Regions from separate parts of the Homo sapiens genome. Here region 2 is linked to region 1. A link is an interaction called in ENCODE POLR2A ChIA-PET data of the cell type or tissue named here. Cell type or tissue: PC-3. All regions are shown on one strand.

Region 1 (2,500 bases):
TGAGCTCCCACCACCAGCGGGCTTGGGTAGTTTGGGTGTGGCCCATTCATAACCCCACACATCGCCTGCAGCGCCATCATCTTGACATAGCATTTTCCCTGTGTGTCTGCACATTGTCTTCCCTCTGTATTTGTCTGTTTCTGTGTCCAAATTCCCCTTTTTAAGTGACATCAGTCACATTATATTACTATTAGGGCCTAGCCTGATTACCTCATTTTAACTTGATTATTTCTGTAAAGACCCTATTTCCAATTAAGGTTGCATTCAGACATCCTAGAGGACAGGACTTCAACACTGTTTTGTGTAGGGGTTGGGGATTCAACTCATAACAATTCAACTCATAACAAAGTCTGCTGTCTGCAATCAGCTCTTGGGTGCTGATATCTATATGCTCTGTAACAGAAGCAAACCTAAGCAAAGAAAGAGAATGTACTGGAAGTATATTGGGTGGCTCCTGGAACCAAAAGAGAACTTCAACAATCAGGCCTCGGGAGAGGCAAAAATTCCTGGACATCTCTTTAGGGCCTGCTTTCCAGATGATTCTGCGTCAATATCCTTCTGGCCAAGTATCCTTTTTCTCAAGATACAAATTCTTGGAAGAGTCAGTTGGGTTAGCTTGTGGTGGAACCAGGACCTGTTTGGGGCTTGTGAGTGGGATCAAGTGACGGACAATCCTGCTAGGGCCTCATGGGGTAGAGGAGGGGCAGTTCTCCAAAAGAAAGTGAGGGGCGGCCACTAAAGATGGGGGAGGCATGTGATGTGCAGGTGAAACCGCAGGAGTTTGCTACACATTGTACTTTGTTTAAGAAAGACTTCTGCTCTGCAGCTGTGTTTCTAAATGTTATGGCACTTAAAGGAGCCATTTTAGTCATCTGGAAAACGCAGAGTTGTGGGGAAATGCAGTGTCATGTGTTAAAAAGAGCACTCTTGGTGAAATCAGGAGAGCAGGTTTTGTTTGGCTTTTTTAAATATTTGCAGATGGTATAATTCCATCTTGAAAACAAGGGAATCAACTGAAAAGCTCTTGGAAACAGGAAACTTCAACCAAGTATCAAGTTACTAACTGGAAATAAAAATAATGCCATACAGATCAATTAGAAAGAAAGCATAAAAGAACCAAAGATGTTATTCAACTTAGCTACAAAGGCAGCTTGTAAAAGAATAAACTCGGAAAGAAGTGCAAAGGGCATCTATTAAGAGAAAACATCAGATTCTCCTTGGAGGCGTAAAAGACAAAGGGTAGAAAAACTTGGGATAATAAAGATGTAATTTCTCCCTAGGTAAATGGATTAATTCACTGAAAGATTTCAGGTGAGCAAACAAACAAAATCAAATCTGAGCCAATCAAAATCCTAATTAGGTCTTTTAACTTGAAAATATGAGTCTAAAACTCATAGGAAGAGTCCCTGTCCGTGGATGTCATATCCTCAGCCAAAAAACTTCCCCACAGGTTTTGATTTTTGGTTCTGTCATTTAATGATCTGTGAGACCTTGGGGCAGGTAATGTAACCTCTTCGGGCCTTAGTTTTTTCTCTTGTGAAGAGGGATAATCCTATCTTTCTGCTTAACAGAGCTGTAGCAATGATCATGTGAGAGAAAGTATTTGGAAGTGTCTTATAAACTGTAAAGCACGTTTCATGCTATAGTTGCTATTTTTATTCTTCCATGATGCCAGATAAATAGGAAAAATCACAATGCAAAAGGAGTCCATTGCTCTGCAAGAAGATAAACACCTCTTATTAAACTCGGATACATCATGATTTGTAAATATTTGATTCCTGTGAAGGAGAGAAAAAAGCTAATGCAAGCTGTTTGCTGCTCAGTAAGTGAGGGCTCACTCTCTGGTTATGGAACTGAGCAAAATGCTTATGGCCTCCCCTCTGTCTCCAACCCCACACCCCTGTGTTGTCATCTGTAGAGTGAAAGGTTTTGGACTTCAGGGTGTTTGACAGCATGAACTTTGGGTCTCTACAGATCTTGGTTCAAAATGTAGTGCCAGCAATTACTTTGGACAACTTATTATTTCTTTTCTTGGGTTCCAAAATCCATCAGACAGGCATGATAATAATCTCTATTATTATATCTATTAGTATTTCTCAAAGGGATGATACCTACCTCATCAATCTTCAGGAAGACTTGAGAGTTAAATGGGATAATAAATACTAAGTGCCTGGAACCTAGTAAAAGCTCAATAAATGAGCATTGTAAATAATTAACTATCATAATTACCATCATTATTATTACTCTAAGGGCCTTTGCAGCTTTAAAATCTAGGATAACATGTCAGAGAAAAGCTAAAACAGGGAGGAAACAGAAAAGATTCCCTTAATACGGCTTGAATCAGTACTTGCAAGGGAGAGATTTTTCTGGAAGATGGCTTGTGTATTCATCATAAGGCCTCATTTAACCTTGGTGACTCACAGAGTTCGGCTGGGCCTGCTGTCCTCTGGAAAAAGGGGGATAGAGGAGTAACGAACCAAATGGGGCTAGACAGGGGAAA
Region 2 (2,500 bases), 450 kb after region 1:
ACAACTACCTCGTCCCCATTTTACAGAAGAGGACACAGGCATAGAAGGTTAAGTCATGAGCCCAAGGCCCCAGAGCCATTAAGTGGTGGAATCCCCTGCTCCCACCTTCTTCCGGAGGAAGGATGAAAATTATTTACATTTTACCTGGGGATTCCTAGAGATTGAATTACCCTTAGGACCTAAAGAGGTGTGTCAAACAGTGGAATTTCAGCTGTACTGATGGGCAGGAGAAATGTTTAGGGCAGGAAGCTTCAGCTCTTGCCAGGGAACAGAACTCCAAAAGTCACAGGTTCTGGGAGCTGTAAGCTGTAAAAACGAGCTTTGAGTGTGAGAGAAGCAAACAAATTGTCCAAAGTGAAGCCCTGCGAGAAAAGCAGGGGGAGTTATCTTGGAAGCCGTTAAGAGCTGTTTTCTTGCCTTGGTCCTGAGATCTGGGCTCCTAACTCTGGAGCTTCCTGGGCCACTTGCCCTTCCTGTCCTGGTTGTGAATGTGAGCACGTGAGGGCCAGCGTGTTTAGCTTGTGTGTCTGCACAATTCTGCTGGTGCCTGATGATAGCTGAGTACATGTGTATATTTATTGGCTTATTTCAGTGTATTTGTATGTTAGCTTGTATGTTTCATGGCTGTGTATGTGTGTATTCGTGTGTGTGCTGATCAATGTGTATGTGTTTGTGTGTGTCTGTATGTGTGGTGGCACTGGGGTACTTGTATGCTTACACATACATTTCTTTGTGGGATGCCTTTCCTGTGTGCATTTGTATGCATGCCTGTCCTTGAACTTGTGTATGTTTCTGGCCCTGTATATTTCTCTATGAGAACATGTTTAAGTGTGTCTTTCCAGGCAGTATTTTAACTCAACAGTGACCCTAGAGTGTCAGGGTCCAGCCTCTTCCTGGGGCTTCCCTGAAGGCTCTCAAGGCCTATGAATTGGTTTTCTTTGTTTGACTTAAGTAGTCTGGCTACCTTCTCCAGGCGGAATATGTGGCGATCTCACTGGTATGAGATTGTAGAGGATTCTGTGGGCATAGGGTGGCCTGTGAGTAGGTGGCCACCAGGAAGTCACCAACTTAATCCCAGCTTAAGGTGCCTCCCCTCTTTCGCCTGTCACAGTGTCTGACATTCCATTAGTGAGTCATTCTCCAGCTGGGACTCTCTTTGATGGTGCATACCCTTGAGGGGAGGAGGCCAGAGAAGCCCGGCAGCCTGCTGAGGGTAGAGACCGGGGAACAGGGAAGGGGAGGGCAGGAGGAATGACGCATCTGAAGGATTTGGGCAAAGCCAGAGAATTCCCTGATGCCATTAGTGCCTAGCTTGGGGCGGCCCAGGCACCCTGGCCCTGGCAGCTGCTCTGACTTTATAGAATCATCAAATATCAGCGCTGGAAAGGAGCTTGGTGATCACCCAGTCTAGCCCCTAGTGTTGTAGATGGGAAGACTGTGGCCCAGAAAGAGGAAGTGTGGGCAGACTGGGAGGTTCTTGAAGCGTGGATGCTGAAGATGCAAAGAGCACTGGGCAAGGAGCAGGGGACCCAGGTTCTAATGGCTCCGCCTGGTGACGCTGGGCAGGTCCCACTGCCCTCTGGGCCTCAGATGTCTCCTCAGTGTCACTGGCCTGGCTGCCCTCTGTGGGCCCTCCTGACTCTCACTCTGTGACTCTGGAAGCAGGACCCCCACCACCCCCAGCCCTTTTCTAGTGCCCCCACCAGCCTGCCGCGGTGTCAGGTCGGCCTGCCAGCTCATGCACCCAGCATCTCTCCCCTCCTGGAGCCGAGAGAGGTGGCAGGATCTGGATGGGATCTTCTCCTCCCTTTCCTGTTTATTTAGATGTGCTTTTGGCATTCGGGCAAAGCCCCAGAAAGATATTGAGAGACATGCCTGTCAAAACAGTCTCCCTTCTCCAAGGCTCTCTCTTTGGGGATGGGCCTTAGAAACTGCCATGGGAGGAGCCGGGCCTTGGCGGAGGGAGGGCCCACAGGGTTCTGCCTCCATCCTGAGTACTGTCTTGGGGTTCCCCAGTGGGCAGCTGAGAGCTTAACGGGTGACAAAGTTCTGCCAGGCCCACATGCCCATCTGCAGCAGCCCAGGTCAGTCTGTTGAAAGGGGAGAGGGTGATGAAGACAGGCCTGGAGGAAGAATGCAAGGACAAATAGATGCTGGGCTTGGGGGAAGGAACCCGCCCTTGATTGAGCACCTACTATGTGCTAGGCATGTTGCTCAGTGCTTCGTATTCAGTTGAGAAGCAGTGCCTTTGAGACCATTGGTGACGTGGGGCTCCCGGGTGTCCAGGTGGCGGTGCTGAAATGCAGATCCCTGGTTCCCTAGGGGCTGCCTCCTCGGCTGGGAGTGTGGCACAGACAAGGACAGCACTGGGCAAGGTTCCCCTCCCTGGGGGTGGGAAGCCTCCAGGTCTTCACTGGGAGCCCCTGTGGGACAGCTCTGCACTCAGGGAGTGAGCGGGCCTCCCTTTCTTCCCTCCCGCCTTGGCTTTGGTCCTTGAGGC

What was found. ChIA-PET counts read pairs that join two places held together with the same protein. Peaks named below come from ENCODE experiments on the same cell type or tissue, not always from the same donor. Only the 100,000 strongest peaks of a DNase experiment are listed, where the experiment ranks them.
Region 2: POLR2A ChIA-PET joins it to region 1 with 7 read pairs; 2 of 35 experiments call an interaction of 5 or more read pairs at or near these places.

Annotation. Positions count from the first base shown.
Region 1 is chr9:121,240,002-121,242,501 of GRCh38, forward strand. It overlaps a transcript of GSN not described here and the pseudogene LOC645482. Among named protein-coding and RNA genes, the nearest start is that of GSN, 27 kb to the right of the region's middle. In PC-3, no CTCF peak of the experiment used is centred here; no DNase peak of the experiment used is centred here.
Region 2 is chr9:121,691,641-121,694,140 of GRCh38, forward strand. The region is part of intron 2 of DAB2IP (DAB2 interacting protein); the gene reads left to right. Among named protein-coding and RNA genes, the nearest start is that of DAB2IP, 41 kb to the left of the region's middle. In PC-3, no CTCF peak of the experiment used is centred here; a DNase peak (open chromatin) is centred at 1,151.